Regions from separate parts of the Homo sapiens genome. Here region 1 is linked to region 2. A link is a loop called in an ENCODE intact Hi-C map of the cell type or tissue named here. Cell type or tissue: OCI-LY7. All regions are shown on one strand. Each heading gives the region's core, and the rest is flanking DNA. Links, peaks and the distances in the headings are about the cores only.

Evidence for each region. Hi-C counts contacts between places; a loop is a spot of excess contacts. Peaks named below come from ENCODE experiments on the same cell type or tissue, not always from the same donor. Only the 100,000 strongest peaks of a DNase experiment are listed, where the experiment ranks them.
Region 1: it touches region 2 in a loop (1.8-fold over the local background); 1 of 110 quality-filtered maps calls a loop at or near these places.

Annotation. Positions count from the first base shown.
Region 1 is chr1:157,743,177-157,754,443 of GRCh38, reverse strand. FCRL2 (Fc receptor like 2) reads left to right here. Exons shown (of 12, transcript NM_030764.4): 8 at 4,767-4,794; 9 at 5,484-5,569; 10 at 5,826-5,891; 11 at 7,545-7,573; 12 at 7,670-8,711. The coding sequence ends at 7,708. Among named protein-coding and RNA genes, the nearest start is that of FCRL2, 28 kb to the left of the region's middle. In OCI-LY7, for the core only: CTCF peaks have their summits at 3,005 and 5,567; no DNase peak of the experiment used is centred there.
Region 2 is chr1:157,647,928-157,659,497 of GRCh38, reverse strand. It overlaps LOC105371457 (a long non-coding RNA gene), which reads left to right. Exons shown (of 3, transcript XR_922184.3): 2 at 5,224-5,319; 3 at 6,287-7,314. Among named protein-coding and RNA genes, the nearest start is that of FCRL3-AS1, 42 kb to the left of the region's middle. In OCI-LY7, for the core only: no CTCF peak of the experiment used is centred there; DNase peaks (open chromatin) are centred at 6,157 and 6,457; H3K4me3 peaks cover 981 bases; H3K27ac peaks cover 2,069 bases.

The sequences.
Region 1 (11,267 bases), core at 1-8,000, 96 kb before region 2:
GGTTATTTCTTGATGATATGCTAAACAAGGGGTGGATTATTCATGCCTCCCCTTTTTAGACCATATTGGATAACTTCCTGATATTGCCATGGCATTTGTAAACCATCATGCCACTGGTGGGAGTGTAGCAGTGAGGGCAACTAGAGGTCATTCTTGTTTCTATCTTGGTTTTGGTGGGTTTCTGCTGGCTTCTTTACTGCAACCAATTTGATCATCAAGGTCTTTATGACCTGTATCTTGTGCCGACCTCCTATTTCATCCTGTGACTTAGAATGCCTAACTGTCTGGGAATGGGGCCCAGTAGGTTTCAGCCTCATTTTACCCAACTCCTGTTCAAGATGGAGTTGCTCTGGTTCAAATACCTGTGACACATCCAGAAATATTCTTCAATAGGTACTGAACTAGAATCTAATCTTTTTTTTCAGATAGCTATTTCATTATTTCTATGTGATTTATTTAATTATCTTTTTTAAGTAAAGTGATGCCTTTATAATACCCTATGGTATTGTGATATAAGAAGAAATTATTTAATATATTTGGTCTTTGTCCCTAGTTCCTGACCCCTGAGCTCCTAAAACTCTGAGAATTCCTTGAGTGTTGAGTGTCTTTGGTATGCTAATGAGATGACTCTCAACAGAGGGGCTCCTGGATAGCTTCAATATGAGAGCTGGTTTTCAGAAACACCAACCTTGTGATTAGAGGGTTGGAACTTTAAGCCTCACCCCTGGACCTCTGAGGACAGGAGAGGGACTGAAGATTCATCTAACCACCAATTGCCAATGATTTAATCAATCATACCTATGTAATGGGACCGCTATAAAAATCCTAAACAATGGGATTTGGCGAGCTTGCCAGTTGGTGAATACATCAATGTACTGGGAGGGTAGAGCACCCCATTCCCTTGGGAACAGAAACTCCAGTGTTCAGTACACTTCCAGACATTGTCTTACCTAAACTTTTTCATTTGGTTGTATATTTGTATCTTTTATAACATCCTTTGTAATAAACCAGTAAAAGTAACTGAAGTGTTTCTTCGAGTTCTATAGAGCAAATTATTGAAACTGAGGAAAGAGTCCTGGGAATCCCCAGTTTATAGCCATTTGGTCAGAAAGATATGAGGCCCATGACATATTATTGGCATCTGGGGTTGGGGGCAGTTTTGTGGGACACACCCCTTTACCTATGGGGTCTGCACTAACTCTGAGTAGTATCAGGACTGAGTTTAATTGTAATTAGTGTCCTAAGAGTTGGAAAATTGACTGGTATGGGGAAGAAAAACCCCACACACACGGCAACAGAAGGGTCATGGATAAAAGCAGTTCAGCTATACTAAATATCTGATACTATTCAGATCTAACTTTGATGCCCTATTCTGTTTGTGTGTATGTCAGTGTGTGCATACGTGTGTTTGTGTGTGTGACTTGTATGCCTTCGCTTTATAACAATACATTTTTTATTCCATCAAGGTTGTTCCCATCATGACTATGCTATTCTTACAGAACTTTTCTGGATATTATTGCTTACTTATTTTCCCTACAAACAATATAATCAGTGTCTCTCAACAAAGTAGTTTTGTTAGGATTCTCTTAAATTTTGAGATTAATTAAGGAAGAATTGACAGCTTTATAATGAGAAATGTTTCTATCCAAGAGTGTGTCTACTTTTGGTAAATTTTGAGTCATAGTATTTTAGAGTTTTACTTATATAGGCTTTCACCATTTCTTGCTAAGTTTACTCCTGAGATATTGATTAATTTTTGCTATGATAACTGATTCATCTAACAAGGGTACTCTTAGAGTGCAACCATAAAATTTAATTTTTTATCTTCCTCTTCCTACTGCCCATTCACACTCAGTCTTAGAGGATTATATTTTCCCTGACTCTGGTTGAAATCGCAGGCAGGCCCATAGTCTATCCACTTACTCCTTGTATTAGTCGGTTTTCATGCTGCTAATAAAGACATACCTGAGACAGGGCAATTTACAAACGAAAGAGGTTTAATTGGACTTATAGTTCCACATGGCTGGGGAAACCTCACAGTCATGGCAGAAAACCAGGAGGAGCAAGTCACATCTTATGTGGATGGCGGCAGGCAAAGAGATAAGCTTGTGCAGGGAAACTCCTCTTTTTAAAACCATCAGATCTTGTGAGTCTTATTCACTATCATGAGAACAGCACGGGAAAGACTTGCTCCCATGATTCAGTTACCTCCCACTGGGTACCTCCCACAACATGTGGGAATTCCAGATGAGATTTGGGTGGGGACACAGCCACACCATATCACTCCTATATAATTTTAGGCAAACAACAACAAAAACATAGTTTCTCCAAAGAGCGCTTGTTCATTAAGCAGCTTTCTGAATCTCAAAGTTAAAGCACTCACCTCCCACCCACTCAGCTCAGACCCTCTTCAGGCCAGCCTTCTGCAATATGGAAAGGGTTCTGGCCAGATGTTTCTCTCTTTCCTCAACTTGCTTCTGTTTTTGAAACCCCCATGGCTGGCATTGATTTCCTCTGGCTCTGAAAAAGCTGACTCTCCAGGTTTGCTCGGTTGAGAAAATCAGCTCCTATTTTGGGGGTGTGTTTCTGGATTCTCCAGAGCCCCCCAACTATTAACATTACCTACCTGCATCTTGTGATGCAGGTGATTCATTCTTCTCCAGCTGAGCACTTAACATCTCTCTTCAGTTTCCAAGAATCTAAAGTCTTCTTCCTCTTCCCCTCCACCCTTATTTTGGAACCCTATACCTCTTCAGGAAGTCCTCTTGGCCAGATTTTGAAATGGCTTCAAGCTTTGCCTCTCTTCCACAGGGCTCAGATCCATCCACAAGAAACACTTGCACACCATTGCACCCACCTGTAAATATGCAGCTCCTGCCTCAGGCAGATGACCGTATCTCCCCTGAAATGAATGTTCCTTTATCTGCTTTTCAAGGCTCCTTAAGATTTTTCAGGCATGTGTCCACACGGGGCACTCCTCCCCACACCAAGCTGGCCTTAATATTGTCCTCCGATTGACTATAGGCTCCTCATCTCCCTTTTCTTAGAGCATTTACTTTAGAAAACTTGCAATTGTAAATTCTTTCTCTGCCTCCTTGAGATATAAATCTTCTCTTAGCCTCTTGCCAGTTTTACAACCCAGAAATGTCTATCTCTAAGACTTGGGAGCCAGCCCTTTGAAATGTAACCATCTAGAAAGATAGTGCCTCTATCTCCTGTATGGTAAAACTCTTAGAATTTATTATTTGATCTACCAATATTTCTTTCTAATTCTAGAATTCTGCTTTTATCTTTGTTAGTTATTGCCTTCTATTTTTGTTAGTTTGATTCTTTTGAACAAATTGGATATTGAGTCTTCCTTTTTTTCTTATATATTTGTATACGTATTCAGTTGCTTAAGACTTGCTTCCTTTAAATTGACAAATTATAGACATATGTCAATTTTTTCATAGTTTTGTTATGAATTACCAGTTCCATTATGATCAAGGAATATTATTTGTACCATGTCGATTTTTGGAATATTTTGGAGGTTTTCTTTGTGAACCAATGTATCATCACATTTTGTTATTATTCAAAAGTGCTTAGATAGTAGAACTATTTTTGAAGTCCATTTTAAAATAATTTCTTCAAGAAGGAATTGCTGGAAACATATACACTAATTTAATACATGTTTGAATATGACTGACTGCCCCTTACTTATGCTTTAATGACAGTTTGGCTTGGTAGACAATTCTGAGGTCATTCCTTTCCATGAAGACTAAACAAGCTAATTATAAAGAAGTTTTACCTTCTCCTTGGAAAACTAAATCAAAGTTAATTTTCTAGCACTGTTTTCTGTAAAGCCTAACAAAGTTGAAATATTGGCTGAGCTACTAGCAGTATTTTCCATGATAGGCAAACTGCCTCTACACTGGGAGGACTTTGACCACGATTATATAAGCCTGATGGGAAGCACAACTGGGGTATCCCCAAATGCAATGTAACTCTTGAAATTTAGCATGTCTCTTGTAGTAGTGACCTCTGGAAGCTACACACATACACTCATGGGTGTTACAAGCGATACTGATTTCTACGAAGCATGAAGCTTTTGAGCTGGGGTGGCCTCTATATACATCTATGTGGCATTGTTTCCTGAGGTATTAATGGAGGACTAGAAAATATCTCCTGGATCGCTATGAGGATTCTCTTTAAACACACAGCTGATACATCTATGCTAATATACTGCGTTTCTTGTTTTACATCTCTCCACAAAGCAAAATGGTACAAGAGATGGCCTAGTTCGCCTTACGAATGTCAACATCCAGCTTAGCCCCAAGATCATTCCTAAAGACTAAGTGTTGCAAATATCAAACATTTAAAAATTAAGAATGGCTGCATAAAATCTAATACAGAAGAGCAATAAAATAAAATTAGTCATCAATGGTTAAAATATGTTATACATTAGGATAGTTAAAACAACATTGTACAGGTACATGAATAGACAAAGAGACAATAGAACAGAATAGAAAATAAAGAAACAGTTACCAGTGCATGACGGGTTTGCCATTTGAAGTGGCATTTTAAATCAGTGGGAAAAAAAGAATGAATTATTTTACTAACAACTAGTTGTGTTGGAATAAATAAGTAGCCATTTAGATGAAATACAATTGGATTACTCTTCTATATCTTATGTCTTACCAGCTGATTATACGTAGTTAAATCATGTCAAAATTTTAAGAGATAAAGCTTCCTTCTCTGAAATGAATTTTGTTTTATTTGCATTTCAGGAGAAAGTTCTGCCACTAATGAACCCAGGTGAGAACTCTTCCTAGTAAAAATTTTAATTCTAGAGGTCTCCTTCATTCAGTTTTAAATACCTACTGTACTCTGCTTGTACGTTGAGACTGAAGCTATGTAATTAACATGGTATCTTTCTATAATACTTACTCTTGTCTCTACTGCATTACATTTCTGCCACCAGGGCACTGTCTTAAGGTGGTCCACATGATCCTTGGTGTTATCTTGTATAGGATTACATACATTTAAATTAATATATAAATTCATATATTCAAGATTATTGAATACCTATAATGTATAAGTAAGTTTTTGTTAGATATTTAGAGGAAAGAACATACACACAAAATGTGTATTTCCTCCAGGGACATACTGTGCTATAGGTATGTAGTATATGTCCAGAGTACAAGAAGGAGTGAGAGAGATAAAGTAATGAGAAAAAGGCAGGCAAAGTTTTATGACAGTTTATAAGAAAAAAAAAGATTCTGGAGCAATATCATTGTCTTATTTATAACTTTTGAAAAAGCCAAAGATAAGGAACAGAAGTTTTGGCCATATCAAAGTAGATAGTCTACACAAAGGGCCATAAAATCACCCAAGCAGAGAGCCATGGCTGCAGGGCTTCCACCTGCTCTCTCCTCAGCCAGTCTCCCCTCTGTTCTCACTCACTGCCCTGGGGATTATCATACAATTAATTCACTTTCTCACAGAGGGGCTTCCAGGCCAAATCCTCAAGAGTTCACCTATTCAAGCCCAACCCCAGACATGGAGGAGCTGCAGCCAGTGTATGTCAATGGTGAGTGTCTCCACTGGGAAGGGCTCTGAGGCTGAGTCAGAAAAGAAAGAGGAGACAGGAGCGGAGACCATTAGGTGGGTGGTGTAGACACCCCAACACCAGAGGCCCAGCCATTCCCAATAAATAACAGACTCTCTCAGAATCATGTTGGGGTTGAGAGGAAGGATATAATCATTAAGCCAGGGCCTGGGAAGCTGTGTATGAAGTGTGAACCCTGGGCCACCAACATCTGTGAACTCTTGTCTTCTCCCTGCAGTGGGCTCTGTAGATGTGGATGTGGTTTATTCTCAGGTCTGGAGCATGCAGCAGCCAGAAAGCTCAGGTGAGAAACTGCAAAGTAGTTCTTGTCAGATGCATATTCACAGGAAAGTGATGCATTGTTTGCAATAGAGGCTTTATTTATTTATTTATTTATTTATTTATTTATTTATTTGTCTATCTATCTATCTACTTTTGAGGAGCCTTGCTCTGTTGCCCAGGCTGGAGTGCAGTGGTGCAATGTCAGCTCACTGCAATCTCTGCCTGTGAGCTGATACAGGAAAATTGCTTGATTTTCCTCTCTCAGACTCCTGAGTAGCTGGGATGAGAGGCATGCGCCACCACGCCCAGCTAATTTTTGTATTTTTAGTAGAGACAGGGTTTCACCATGGCTGGATTCAAACTCTTGACCTCAAGTGATCCACCCGCCTCAGCCTCCCAAAGTGCTGGGATTACAGGTGTGAGCCACTGCACCCAGCCAGCAATAGAGGCTTTAATACATCACTTGCCCTTGATAGGAAATCTGTTGATCCAGGAGGGAGCAAGAGACACCTGGAGGTAGGCTCTTGTGAAGAGAGCAAACTTAAAAAAAAAAATAGGGTGATGGTCTAATGAGTCTTCATTTGAATCGGGTTAGATAGTCAGGGAGAATCTAAGATTCAAGGCAAAAGAAGGAAATCAGGCAAGAGTGAGCATGTCTAAAGTCCAAGAGGAATTCTCTCAGGTGAACAGGGTCATTAAAGTGTCTCTTTTGAAGGATCTGTAGTCTTCATATGGGATGGGAGGAATAACTGAATAAATCAACATGACCTAGAGAATTTTCACTTTGACACGTAGCTTTGCAGGAACTGCTGAGTTCTGCAGCAGTGCAGAGGAGTGTCCTTTAAGCTTCTGCTCCAGTGCCCTTAAAACTACAATGCTTATATCAACAACCCTAAAAGCTGTCCTTTGTTCTGTACTCCTGGTTGCCTCTGATGGAGCCAGTGGCTGTTGACAGCTTGGCTGATTTCCTGGTCAGTGGTCATCTAGCTACTCTCCTCTGAGCCTCTGAAGGTGGGTCCTCTGTCTGCCTTGCTTAGATTTGCCACTTCAACTTCCTATAGGGAGTTGATTACCCTATCATTCTCTTTCTCTATCTGACCAGCCTAGCAGAATCAAAAAGTGCAGTCACTTTCCAAGCCCTCTAGCTGTAAATCTTCAAGGGAAGGAAAGGGATGTCATCCCACTATGCCTACCTGGAAAAAGGGGAAAAGAAGCAGACATCACTAAGCAGCTCCTGCAACCAGACTCAAAATACTATGTGATTCAGAGTCTGTCTTCTGTTATCTATGCTTCTATTCCAATTTCCTTCTATGTAGTGAGGTGAACCACACATGATTGGTTATCTCAGGAACATAGAGAAAGAACAGGAAACAGCCCTGACAGAATGCTGCAACAGAGAAGTCAAGAGGAAAAAATTATAAAGACAATGACCTATGGGAAGTTGCATTAGAGAAAGGAAGCGCTTTGTTAGTAAGTGCTGGTGGAGGGCTTGGAAGATGGATAGAGTCTTAGAAGGACTTCAGTATTAACAACTTTAAGAAAGGATTTTACAGAACAGGAGAAAATGGGATTCCACATACTAAGCATAGTAGTTCTATGCCCTGGGGCATAAAGTCTGGGAGTGAGGCCTAATTAAGAATGCAAGAGCTCAGAACTATTACTTTTTCCTTAACAGCAAACATCAGGACACTTCTGGAGAACAAGGTGAGCTAGACACCTTGGAATTTCTTCATCTTTCCTTCCTTCTCCCTATTTATTTTCTTGATCACCTCAGTCTTTATTCCTGTGTGTCTCTCCCAGGACTCCCAAGTCATCTACTCTTCTGTGAAGAAATCATAACACTTGGAGGAATCAGAAGGGAAGATCAACAGCAAGGATGGGGCATCATTAAGACTTGCTATAAAACCTTATGAAAATGCTTGAGGCTTATCACCTGCCACAGCCAGAACGTGCCTCAGGAGGCACCTCCTGTCATTTTTGTCCTGATGATGTTTCTTCTCCAATATCTTCTTTTACCTATCAATATTCATTGAACTGCTGCTACATCCAGACACTGTGCAAATAAATTATTTCTGCTACCTTCTCTTAAGCAATCAGTGTGTAAAGATTTGAGGGAAGAATGAATAAGAGATACAAGGTCTCACCTTCATCTACTGTGAAGTGATGAGAACAGGACTTGATAGTGGTGTATTAACTTATTTATGTGCTGCTGGATACAGTTTGCTAATATTTTGTTGAGAATTTTTGCAAATATGTTCATTGGGAATATTGGCCTGAAATTTTCTTTTCCACTGTGTCTCTGCCAGAATGTTTGTATCAGGCTGATGCTGGCTTCATAGAATGAGTTAGGCAGGAGCCCTTCCTCCTTGATTTTTTGGCATAGTTTCAGCAGGATTGGTACCAGTTATTCTTTCTGCATCTTGTAGAATTCAGCTATGAATCCATCTGGTCTAGGGCTTTTGTGTTGGTTGGTAAGTTTTTTATTACTAATTCAACTTCAGCGCTTGATATTGGTCTAGGAGGGGTTTCTGTCTCTTCCTGGTTCAATCTTGGGAGATTGTGTGTTTCCAGGAATTTAGCCGTTTCCTCCAGATTTTCTTCTTTATGTGCATCGACTTGAGTGTAAACATAACTTATATGCACTGGGAAACCAAAAAATCTGTGTGACTTGCTTTATTGCAGCATTTGTTTTATTTTGGTAGTCTGGAACTGAACCTGCAATATCACCAAAGTATGCATATAGTTGCAAAAATGTGATTTTTGACATAGTAAATATGAGTATTTGCAATAAACTATGATATTACTTTTGTAAGTATATAGAATAAAATGTAAATAATCTATAGATTTGATACTATCATATTTTCTTTTTTCTGTGAATGCACATTTTCCTTTTTTTCTTTCTTCCAACTTGTATTTTAGGTTCAGGGGGTACATGTGTGGGTGTGTTATATGGGTAAATTGCATGTCACAGGGGTTTGGTGTACAGATTACAGATTGGTATAGATTGTTACCAAGGTAATCAGCATTGTACTCAATAGGTAATTTTTCTCTTTCTTTCTTTTTTTTTTTCTTTTTTTTTGACGGAGTCTTGCTCTGTCACCCAGGCTGGAGCGCAGTGGCATGATCTTGGCTCACTGCAAGCTCGCCTTCTGGGTTCACCCCATTCTCCTGCCTCAGCCTCCCAAGTGGCTGGGACTACAGGCATCCACCACCACCCCCGGCTAATTTTTTGTATCTTTAGTAGAGACGGGTTTTCACCGTGTTAGCCAGGATGGTCTCGATCTCCTGACCTCGTGATCTACCCACCTCGGCCTCCCAAAGTGCTGGGATTACAGGCATGAGCCAATGCGCCCTCAATAGGTAATTTTTCAATCCTCACTCTCTCCTCACCCTCCACCCTCAAGTAGACCCCAGCGTCTATTGTTGTCTTCTTTTTCAAAGAAAAATTTTAAATTTTTGTGGGTATGTAGTAAGTGTATATATTTATGGGGTACATGAGATACTTAGTAAGTATATACATTTATGGGGTACATGAGATGTTTTGATACAGGCATGCAATGTGTAATAATCATGCCATGAAGAATGGGGTATCCATCCTCCCAAGCATTTATCCTTTGCATTTAAAACAATCCAGTTACATTAAGTTATTGTAAAATATAAAATTAAGTTATTACCAATTATAATTGTGCTATTAATAAGTAGGTCTTATTCATTCTTTTTATTTTGTTGTACCTATTAACCATCCCCACCTTGCCCCCTATTGTTCCCTTCGCTGCGTGCATGTGATTTTTTTTTAAAAATTTTATGGCTGTGAATGCACATTTTCATTGGCATTTTTTCATTCAAAATTTTAGGTGCAATGTAATTCATCTTTATTTCTGAAAATGTTTTACTGATCACTTTAATTTAAAAAAATTTCTGTGATCATAAGGCTCTGTGTTAAAACATTTCTTCTGCTTTGAATTATCTTTAGAATTATTATAGGTACAAAACTGATCAAAACTATGGGAATAAATTACACATTTTTTCAAAAATTATTAAACATAAAAAGGTAAATTGTATTAAAATCCACCTCTTAATGACTCATTGGAGTACTTTTTAACATTTTCGAATTGAAACATGTATCCACAAATAAATTTAGTCAACTGATTCACCAGACATTTATTGAAAATCTACAAGAACCAAGTGTTAGGGATATAGAATGTAAGTCTGCAAAAATCTCAACCCTCGATTTTATTTTAATTTTCTTTTTTACAGATGTCAGCACTGAGAAACCTTCACGTGAATAGACAGATTGGAATAAAATGACTTTTTATTTTTAAAAAATAGAAGTTTTACACAATTTTTTTAAGACTTGTCTAAGGATCATTAATGTGTCTTTATCACTTAAAAACACCTTGTTGAACCCAAATACACATGAAACATTGAGAAAAATAAGAATACCCCAACCTGCTTGACTGTCCTCCTTAGAAGCACACTTAAACAGTGATCTCCTTTAACTGGCCATTGGTCCTGTCCAGTGATGGCTGTAGGTAGGCACCATGGCCATGCCTTCAGTATTCTGATAGCTGCTGGCTCCAGGGTTAATTGTAGGGATGAGGTTACCCCATTTTGTGATAACCCCATGGGACATCCCAACTTTCAGTCCCGGATGCTCAGAGATGAGAAATTAGGTGGTGGATGTTTAGGGTGCTTAATTCCTATGAAGTTCTTTCCCAGGGACACTCAAAGGTATTTCCATTTATTTGCTTCTATCTACATGAAATCTTATCAAAATTTCTGTTGTATATGTGTCATTGTGCTTACACACATTTCTCCTAATTTTTGTTTCTTTGGTCATTTTAATGGTAATATGAAAAGAAATTCAGCATGAAAATAAAAATAATAATGAGGATGATAATAATCTTGAAACAAATATCTCTCTTCTTTATGATACTTTCTTTACTGCTTTTTTATTTATTTATTTATTTTGAGGCAGGGTTTTGCTCTGTCACCCACACTGGAGTGCAGTGGCATGATCATAGCTTACTGTTTTGACGTCCTGGGCTCAAGTGGTCCTCCTGCCACAGCCTTACAAATAGCTGAAACTACAGGCACATGCCACCTTGCTCAGATAATTTTAAAGATATTTTTGTAGAGATGAGGGTCTCACAATGTTGCCCAGTCCAGTCTTGAACTCCTGGCCTCAAGTGATCCTCCAGCCTTGGCCTCCCAAAGTGCTGAGATTATAGACATGAGCCAGTGTTCATGGTCATAATTTGTTAAATTTATATAAATATCACTTTTTTCTCATCTTCACTGTCTATTCTGAACTGTAATTCTGTTCCCTTATTTTGGTCTGTCCATTCTTGGCAGCTATCATGCTAATTTTATTTTTAGAGTTTAAGATGTATGATTA
Region 2 (11,570 bases), core at 1,393-9,392:
CTCTGACCAAATGTCATAAAGATTTTCTTATGAAATGTAATATTTTTAGCTCTTGTGTTTAGCTATGTAAGGCATCCTAAGTAAATTTTTATCACGGCATGAGGTCAGGGTTGATGTCATTTTTTCTCCCCTGCAAATATCCAATGATCTTAGCACTCTGTTTTGAAGATTACCTGTTTTTTGTTTTTCCTTTGAATTACCTTGTCATTGTTGTCAACAACCAATTACCTATATAAATGTGGGTGTACTTCTGTATTATTCTCTTCCATTTATGCTAAAGCAGGGAACCCACTTAGAGATGTTTCTTTCCCAGGCTGCAGTGCAATGGCGTAATCTTGGCTCACTGCAACCTCAGCATCCTGGGTTCAAGCGATTCTCCAGCCTCAGCCTCCCGAGTAGCTGGTATTACAGGCGTCCACCATCCTGCCTGGCTAATTTTTACATTTTTAGTAGAGACGGGGTTTCACCATGTTGGCTAGGCTGGTCTCAAACTCCTGACCGCCAGTGATCCACCAGCCTTGGCCTCCCAAAGTGCTGGGATTACAGGCGTGAGCCACCGCTCCCGGCCTATTTGTAGTTTTTTTGAAAAACCTTCATACTCTTTTCAATAGTGGATATACTAATTTATATTCTCACCAATAGTTCCTTTTTCTTTGCATCCTCACCAGCATTTGTTACTTTTTGTCCTTTTCATAACAGCCATTCTAACTGGAGTGACATGATGTCTCATTGTGGTTTTGGCTTGCATTTCTCTGATAATTAATGATGTTGAGAATTTTTTCATATGCTGGTTTGGTCATGTGCATGTCTTCTTTTGAGAAATGTGTATTCAGATTTTTGTCCATTTTTAAATCAGATTGTTTTTGTTTGGTTCATTTTTGCTGTTGAGTTGTTTGAGTTCCTTGTATATCCTGTATATTGATCATTTGACAGACGAATAGTTTGTCTCTTTATTCTGTTGAGTGTTTCCTTTGCTGTGCAGAAGCTTTTTAGTTTGATAAAATCCCATTTGCCTATTTTTGCTTTTGTGGCCTTTGTTTTTAATGCCTCATTCATAAAATTTTTGCCTGGACAAATGTCCTGAAGTATTTTCCCTTTGTTTTTTTTTTCCCAGTAGTTTTAGTTTCAGGTCTTACATTTAAGTCTTTAATCATTTTGAGTTGTTTATTGTATATGGTGAGAGATAGGTGTCTAGTTTCATTCTTCTGCATATAAGCATTAAAAGCTATCAGTTTTCCTCCTAATGCTCATTTAGCTGTGTCTCACAAATATTGTCCTCATTGATATGGTTAGATTTAGGCCTTCCATCTTATTATTTGTTTCTTGTTTTCCTCTGATTTTTATTTTTTTTTCTTTTCCCTTCCAGCATTCTTCTAGATTACTTGTACATATTTTAGTATTTCATTCAGTGCCAAATAGTTTCTAATACTCATTTTTTCTTCAACACATTGCTGTTTTAAAATATGTTGTTAATTCTCAAGTATTTGAGATTTTCCTGAATATCTTATTGGTACTGACTTATAATTTAATTACTTTGTGGTTGGAGAACATAATATTATTTCAGTCCTTTCAGATTTATCAGCACTTGTTTTATGGCCTGGCATATGGTCTCTCTTGGTGACATACATGTGCACTTGAAAATAATGTATATTCTACAGTTTCGGAATAGAGTGTTCTATAAATATCAATTAATTAAATCAAGAAAGTGGTGAGTGTTGTTCAAATTTTTTGTGCTTTTATCTCATTTTACCAACGGCTGAGAAAGCAATGTTAAAAATTTTTTACCATGATTGTAGAATTATTCTATTTCTGTTTTTATACCACAAATTTTTGCTTCATATATTTTGAGACCCTAGTAAGAAATGCACACACGTTAGTAATGTCTTCCTGAAATAGTCCCTTTTGTTAAAATAAAACACCTTATTTTTGTCTAATAATATTGTTTGTCTTAAAGTTTATTAATTCAGTAGTAATGTAACCTCTTCAGCTCTCTTATGTTTACTGTTTAAATAACATATCATTTTCCATCTTTTTTACTTTCAATCTGTTTGTGTTTTTATTTTTCAAGTGAGCTTCTTGTAAGCATCATATACTTTGGCCTTACTTTTTAAAATCTATTTAGATAATCTTTTCCTTCAGTTAAAATTCTTATACTATTCATAGTTAAGGTAATTATTAATATGGTTGAATTTAAAAAATTTTTATTTTCCATTTGCTCCACCATTTTTTGTTCATTTTTTCTCCTTTTTCTCTTTCGAATCATTTGAAATTTTAGTATTCCATCTTAATGTATCTGTTTTCTTTTTAGTAATACATCCTTGTATTGTTTTCAAAGGTTGATCTAGAGGTTACAATATACATTCTTAATCTTTCATGGCCTACTTAAAATTGATACTCTGCCTCTCCACTGAAAATGTAGAATCTTGAAATTGATAGGTATATATATGTCCACCCCTTCAATCATTTATAAGATGGTTGTCCTATCCTTTCATTTATATCCCATAAGTGTCCAATCATTTATAGGATGGATGTATAGGCATTATATCAATGTATGTTTTAAAAATCCCACGAAAAATTGTTATAATTTGTTAAGTACTTATATTTTAGATAACTTAAACAGAAAAATGCAGTCTTTTCTATTTTTCCCTAGATATTTACCACTTACAATGTCGTTAATTTTTTCTAATGATCCCCATTATTTCTAATTTCATTTCCCTTTAGCCTAAGGACTTCTTCTTTTTTTTTTTTTAGACAGAGTTTTGCTCTTGTCGCCCAGGCTGGAGTGCAGTGGTGCGATCTTGGCTCGCTGCAACCTCCACCTCCCGGATTCAAGCAATTCTCCTGCCTCAGCATCCCGAGTAGCTGGGATTACAGGCGCGAGCCACCATGCCCAGCAAATTTTTTATTTTTAGTAGAGACGCGGTTTCACTGTGTTGCCCAGGCTGGTCTCCGACAGGGACTTCTTTAGAATCTCTTGTAGTGTTTTCTGACAGTTAGTCTCTACATTTTGCTTTACTTATTTTTTGAAAAAAAAAAATTTGCATGCATTTTTGAAGGATATTTTTGCTCAATATAAAAACCAAGTTTGATAATTGTTGTCCCTTTCTTTAAAAATTTGTTTTTTCTCTGTCTACAATCAAGATTTGGTCTTTATCTTGGATATTTAGTAGTCTGGTTATGTTTTTGGTATGGTTTTCTTTGAATTTATCCTGTGTAGGGTTCATTGAACTTCTCAAACCTGTAAATGTATGTTTTTCACCAAATCTGAGGAGATTTCAGCTGCAATTTCTTTAAATATTATTTTATGTCCAATTTCTCTCCTTTTCTGCTGGGATTCCAAATATATGTATGTTACAGTTTTTGATAGACTTGATATTGTCCCACATGTCCCTAGTTTCTGTTTATTTTTTCAAACTTTCTTTCTATATTTTAGATGAATAATTTAATTGATATAGTTTTAATTTTATTGATTCTTTCCTTTGTCCTATTCATTCTACTGTAAGTCCATTTGGTAAATTTTTAAAATATGTTACAGACTTATTTCAAAAATTTCTATTTGGTTCTCTATTTATATATCTCAGCTGAGATTTCCTGCCTTTTTATTCATTTTATATATTTTTTAAAATCTCATTGAGTATAGTTATTGTGCCTACTAAAAAAATTCTCATCAAATAATTCCAACATCAGATGCATCTGAAGCTAGCATCTATTGATTGTCTTTATTCTGAAAAATTGAATTCATTTTCCTGCTTCTTTGTATGTTGAGTACTTTTCATTTTATCTTGGACATTTTAATGTTATGTTGTATAGATTCTGTGTTCTGTGACATCCAGCATGCTGTTTTTGTTTTTGTTTTTGTTTTTTGTCTTAGCAGGCATTTAACCCAGTTAGACTCAATGTGTAAGCTCTGCCTTTCCTTCCATAGGTGGTGGTTTAAATCTTAATTCAATTATTTAGTTCTTTGGTGTACTGCTTTTAGACAGTCCTGTGCTTATATGGCTCAGGTGTCAGCCTGAACTTGTGTATTTAACCACACAGAAAATTAAGGGACTTCCTTCTCTGGCTCTCTCCTCTATGGAATTCTCCCTCCACCTTCTAGTAACTGCGGTTAATCAGACTCCCTTTTTAGATCCTCTGGCCAGAAAGACAATGAGCTACCAAAAATCTTACCAACCTACAATATGCCTTCTCTGCTACAAAAAACAAATCCACAAATCAAATCTACAATAAAAATGGAAAACTAACTGCTATGCCAGTCACTTCTCCAAATTTCATTTCCCCACTACACCCTGGCTGCTCTTTTACTCTTCAGAATTCTCAGGTAGTCATTTTCTGTATTTTATGTAACATATAATTGTTACCAGTTGGATGGCTTGTCTGATTGTTACCAGTTAGATGGCTTGTCTGAAGGGAATTTACAATATTATTCCAGAAGTGAAATTCTAGCTTAACTATGAATGGACATATTTATACTCATTGGTCAGTAAGGTCTGCATTATTCAGGATGTATCTACATATGTGTGTATATGCATTTTACGTACTTGGACTGCAATTGTATTAAATGCTTATTTTACATATTTGAACACTTTTCATGCTTTAAAAATATTCTTCTAAGACGCGAGTTTAATAGCTTTATAATACTGCATCTATATACGTACCCTAATTTACCATTCTTCTGTATATTTTTGTTTTTTTGCTTTTGTAAAAACTTTGAGATGAAATCTTTTCCTCTCTTCCTCAGAATAAACTTTTATTGTGAAAAGTAGTATACGGAACTTTGCATCTCATAATCCAGAAAGTTTTTACATTGTATGGCACCAGCAGGAAATCATTTATGAGTTCCAACACTGGGTGCTGTACTTTCTTTATTGTTTTTGCAAAAATGATAACAGAAATTACATTTTATTGTTTAAATTTTAATTTACTTGACTATTAGTGAAGTAGAATATAATCTTATGTGTTTCAGGGAGTGTTCTTTTTTTAATCAATAGTCCATTTAGGATAAAAATTTTTCACATTTTCAACAAGTTAAGATACTCTTTTCCTAACAAATTATGTGAGTTTTTTAATGAACTAAGGATAGTAATCTTTAATTAATTATGTGTGATATAGATATCTATGGTATGTCTTTTGCCTTTTACTTTTGTTTATGGTATCTTTAACCTACCAAGGTTATTTAATAGATTATGAACATGTGCTAATTTACCAAGATATCTTGCTTAGCCATAGGTTAAGACATGAGGACTTCTACTGAAACTTCTCTAAATATGGAACCAAGACTTCATCTGAGTTTGAGATTAAGAGAAGAAATTATCACAGGTAATGTGGAGACAAGTCACTTCTCCAATTGTGTTCTCTAAAGTGTGGTGTTTTGATGGTCAAAACCTCATAAAATTAGGTCCAGGAGAGAAAGAATTAGAAATAGGAATTGCTAACAGAAAAAGACCATTTCAGAATCATGGACTGAGGGTTACCGTTCAAGAGAACTATAACCCTTGGGCCACCCAGTCTATAGAGCAGCTTCATTTTTTGCAAAAGTGAATATGGTGGCATATAGATTAAAGTATTAATTATTTTCTGTGCTACACACTTACAGGAGAAAACTCTTAATATCCAAGACAAAAACAGTGCCTTGCTGATGAATGAAGAGACATGTGTGTCAAAAATATAACTGACAAAAGGCCGGGCATGGTGGCTCACGCCTATAAACCCAGCACTTTGGGAAGCTGAGGCCAGTAGATTGCTTGAGCCCAGAATTTCAAGAGCAGCCTGGGCAACATGGCAAAACCCCAACTCTACTAAAAAATAAATAAATAAATAAATAAATAAATAAATAAATAAATAAGAATATAACTGACAATGTAGGAGCCTCTTACAGGTTCCCTTGATGCTTCAGTTTCCTCTGTTTACTCTGCTTTTTGTGGTAAAATCATATTTACAAATTCTTCTCTTCCTGACAATTATAAATTCTTATCTCTCCCTTCCTTGGATTCGTTGAGTGAACCTATCTACACAAACTACTCTTAAAATGGACCTTTACCCTCTTTCCTGTCCATGGGCAATTACTGTGATTATTCTTTAGCAGCTACTGTTTCTTCAGCCCTTCTGCTAGGATAGGGCTGCTTTACATACACCATGTGGAGTCAAAAAAGAACAGAGAGAAGTAGTCACAAAAAGAGGAAGTAGTGGTTAGTGGGTTCTTGAGAAAGTTCTCCAAAGGTTACAAACTGAAAAGATTGAAAAATTAACAGTTCTATGCTAATCTCTGGTGTCTCCTTTTTGGCAGCTCCATGAGGAAGAAAAAATAATCTGTGACTTCTGTACCTTCTTCATGACCACCGGGCAAGACTGACTCTCTGACCAGTGCACAGGAGACTCATCAATATCTATCTAAGCCCTTTCTCTCTAACAGCTGCCAGAGTTTGGTCTTCTATCATCTCAGGCCAAGGAAGCGCAGTGGTTACACTCATCTCCACTCCGGTCACCTGCTTTCCATTTTATGCGAGCAGGTCCTGCCTTACAAAATAAACGTATCTGCTGAGAAATGCCAATGAGGGAGACAGAAGAGATCTTCAAAGGGAAAGGCAGATTTTGTAAGTGGTTGTTGATGGACCAAATTCCATGTTATAAATCTTCTCAGGGTGCAGTAGTTGATATAACTCCATTGAGATGGACCCTGAAAACAAATATGCACAAAAGGAATTTTACAGATAAATCCGTGTTCCATGCCTAGAATAAAGTAATACCATTATAATCATTATCTGCTTTCAATATCCAACCCTGCCATTTAGTTTCAGCTTCAGGTCCACCGGATCCTTCAAATATTTCTTCATACAATCTCCTTTTGTCCCTCAGGACCTGTTGGAAAGAAAGGCGTCCAATGCTAATAAGGAAAAGAGAAGAGCCTTCCTCTCCATGCAGGTTTAAGTCTACTGAAAGTGGAAATTACTCTTTTATTTATAAATACTGATAGGACTCTTTTGGTAGCAGGGAACATGGACCCACTTATGCAACCTTAAGTAAAAACGGTAATTTATGGTAAAGGAAAATGGATAGCTGTCAGAATTCTAAGCAGGAAGGTCATAAACAAGCTGGAATCAGAAAGTGGGAGGTTGTTGGGATCCTTGGAACTACCTCGACCCTGCAATCAGACAGACTCCTCTACCTGCCCTCTGTGTCCTTGGACAAACTGCTCAACCTCCCTATGCGTCAGTTTCCTCATCTGTAAAATGGGAACAATGATATCCATCTTTTAAGATTTTTGTGAGGATTGAATGAATTAAACAAGTAAAGAGATTGGATCTAGGTCTGAAATTTGCTAGCCACTCAAATACTAGTTATTTCATTGGTTGTTTCATATTTTCTGCCCACGTATGTTGACTTCTATTTTGTTTCTTTTAAATAATTTGCCACTTTCTGAAATTGTCTAATTTACCTAATTGCTGACTTGTAGAGCATGGGTCTTCTCCTCTAGTATTTAAGGTTTATCACACCCTCAGTAGAGGGAAGGCAATGAGTGTTCTGCTACATGTCCTGTTTGCTGGAGCGGAGAACTTTCAGCCTGTTTCTGACCCAGTCCTCTGAGTACCTCTGCTCTGAAAGTTGTAACTGTCTCTCTTTCCCAGGGCTGTTTCTATCTCCTTAGCCAAAAAGCCAGACTTCCTAGCCCAAGGAGGGGAGCTCAGTGAACCTCAACTATAAGGCTGAATCAATCAGGATTAATGTAGTTTCAAGCCAGACTGAGTAGATGACCATTACTACTGCTACTACTTTAAGTTCTGCCCCCTTTGAAGGATTTCCTTCATCACTTTCTTTCAAGAACAATACTAATTGTGGTTGCAGTAATACAACAGTCCACTTCCAGTTTTGCTAACATATTTTACTAAATCATCTGTGAAGCAAGCCCTGGTTTTCCTTCTGTAGTTATCTAGTTAAAAGGAGTTCCACATGAGGCTATAGATGTGAACTGCAGGAGAGGAGGGAATGCAGTAAAAGTTGGTACCTTAGCAGTCTGAGCCACCTGCTCATACAACTTACTTATGCCTTGTTAAACCCAGTCATATATACATCATATATATATAGATGTATTGCTGCTGTGCATGTACAATCTTGTGGCTACATAAAACCCCACTCATGATGAGCAGTTCGAATTGCAGATTGCGTGGTCACTTGATGTCCCATGTTAAGTATTAAGTTTTTAGTAAGGTCTAGGCAAACTTGATGCTGTATCCTAAAAGAACATTATCTCCAGAAGAGAGTATAACTTTTATCTAAAATTCTAGAAGTCTGTGCTCTAATTTTCCTTTTCTGACCCTTAGAAGCACTATACAACATCCATATTTTCTATAGTCATTTCAGGCTACATCGGATCTACCACACCACAAGTCTCAAGTGGTCAAGCAGCTTTCAAGGCAATCTGGAATTATTGCAGAGCCTTCTCTTGCCCTGAGCCTCACTCAGAATTAATAGTGTTATGGGCTCCTCAGCAAATGGGTAAGAGTTGTGCACGTAAATGAGGATATATTGCATACAAATTCCAAAGATATCCACCAGGTATTGTGCCTCTTCTTTAGTAATAAGAAGGTGCAAGATGCAGCAATTTGTTTTAACTCTGAAGACATTCTGACATGTGAATAACAGCATAATCTAACTTATAGGGGTTTCCTGAGAAGAAAATGAATTCCTTAGCCCAACACATGACATTAAGTAAGTGCTTAATAAGTATGAGCTATGATGATGATGACAATTATGTTTATTATTACTACCATACTTGAAATTTAAGCAAGACTGCATAGAGAAGGCCTTTTTAGATTTCCAAAACCTTCCCTTCTCCACCTCCCAACTGCAACATACTGCAATCAGAGGAGTAAAAGAATAGAAATAATGTCTGAGGTAGAAGTAATTGTATCTATATCTCTTCATAAAAAGTAGATATCAAATTCAAGAAGTCAGTTCTACCTGTGCAAACAGTTGTTATGTGCTGAATCATTTTACATGTAACAATATGTTCCAGTAAAGTCTTAGACCACTTTATGGTTTTTAACAAAAATGTGACAGAAAGTGTCCTCACTCCGTACTGATTCCATATGTTTGTGTGAACTTGTAGTCTGGGAAGGAGTGTGGAGAATGGCTCGGGGAACAGTGACCTCCACCTACAAGAAGATAAACAGGTCTTTGGGATTGAAGAACTTAACCCTCCTTAATTCTAGAAGAAATAGCTCTTTAGGAGCCTCTATGGGCTCTCTAATAGACAACTAATCTCTACTTTGGAAAAGAGAATAAATGTCTTGAGTTCAGCAGTCAAAAGCACTGATGGATGGACCTGGAATGAGAATGAGGGGAAAGGAAAGAAAAATAAGATTTGGGTCAAGGAGGAAGGTAGTCATCTGCTCCTGAACAGATAGTGCTCCTCAGTGTCTCCCTGACACTGTTTTCAGGGCCTGTCTATATCTCAGGAAGCGCCAGGGTCATTCAACCGTAGAATCCACTACTGGGAAGACCATTTTACATTCTTTCCAAAGAAGCTTCCTGGACACTGTTATGGTATCATTGTCACCCACAAGCTTCAGAGCACTGGCCACACACTCAGCCATGGAACTGTCATAGAAGAAACCTGGGATACTTGTAAAATCGATGGAGCACTAAGGACCCACTGGGTGAGGAAAAGCTGGGCAGTATATACTCTGGAAGTGGACTGGAGCAGTTTAGTGCATGCCAAGTTTGAGACAAATAGTCGTCTCTTTTTTATTTATTTATGTATCATATATGCCAGGCACTATTTGAAGGGCTTTCACATATTAACTCATTTAATAGTGATGAAGAAGTTGAGATTTTTGCCCAAGGAGAGAGCCAATAGCTTTTAGAGCATAGGACTTTTTGCAAGGTGTAGGCAAAATAGAATCTATAAGGAACCAAATGGTATATAGAAAATGGCAGATAAGAAGTACTCTCGAAAGATATCAAGTTTTTAGATTCTAATAGGAAATAGAGGACATGTTATTCTCTATAAAGTCTTTCTACCCTTATTAGACTAGAAATTACATAAAGATAAGGATCATGTCACTTTTGTCAATACTGTGCAACCAGTGAAACACAGTGAATACTCAGTAGATAATTGTTAAATGAGTGAATGAAGTCCCCCAGACACAGAAGCTAAGGAGACTTGAAACTTTCTAACAGGATAGCAGGTCTTAAAGTTCCTGGATAGCTTCTTGTCTACTTCAGCCATAATGTCACCCTGTATTTAAGAAGACTTAAAAACAAGAAAACAACTTCATTTCCTTAGGACCCATGGCAGAAGAAAGGCAATTAGCAAATAGCAGTATCCTTGGCTTCCCTTTTTCGAAATCTTCTAGGCAATGCTCATGGGTGCCACTGTGGAGAGCATCTGTACTCAGACCTGAATTGTATGGTCATTCTCCAAGATAAACTTCCTTTGGGTTTTCCAGGACAGGTCCTCATGTTGCTGTGGCCTTTGATGCTGGTTCTAGGTGAGTGGACACCGTGAATCTAGACCTGGATTGGGTGGGCACTGAGCGCTAACCTCAGATGCTCACAAAATCTTCTGTTGTATTTTGTCCTAAGGCAGTCTCTAGGCTGAGAGGGGACTGGGCAAATGTTTTTGGACTATAAGCTCCTGGCCTCTTAAATAAGAATTTAGCAGCACATCAAAACCAAAATGATGATAATAGAAATGTTAGTATTTGTTGAGTGCTCACTAGTAATTTATATGTTTTAATCCATTTAAATCTTTACACTAAATACTACCAAGTAGGATTTGTATCAGAATTGAAGACTATATGGAAATTCACTGTTATTATATGAAAAAAAAAACACATCAAAATGCTAAGTAAAAGAAACTATGTTGGTTAGGCACAGTGACTCATAATCCTAGCACTTTGGAAGGCTGAGATGTGCAGATCGCTTGAGCCCAGGAGTTTGCGACCAGCCTGGGCAGCATGGCGAAACCTCATCTCTACAGAAACAATTAGCCAGGTGTGGTGTTGTGTGCCTGTAGTCCCAGCTACTCAGGAAGCTGAGGTGGCAGGATCACTTAAGCCTGGGGGGTTGAGGCTGCAGTCAGCTGTTATCACACCACTGCACTCCAGTCTGGACAACAGACTGAGACCCTGTCTCTCAAAACAAAAAACAAACAAAAGAAATTATATAATGACAACAGGTGTCAAAAGTATTGACATAAGTATTAAAAATCAATATCCATTCCAAAAATAATTATTCTTAAGCCAGAAGAATCCTTACTTAACATGATAAAGAATGTGTTCTAGACTGACAGCCAATATTACACCTTAAAAACAAGACTAAAATTGCCATTCAAATTGGAGCTAGAACCAAGATGATTGCAATCATCATCATATGCAATAGTTTTTAGATCCTGGCCAACACACTAAATTAGTAACAAAAATAGGAAGCATACATATAGGAAGCCAAGATTTTAAAAAGTATTATTTATTCTTTAATCATTCCCAGTGCATTTATTTATCACCAGCTTGTTTGCTATTATTGCTATGAATTATACAGCCCCTGCTCTTGATCATATCATCTATGTGGTA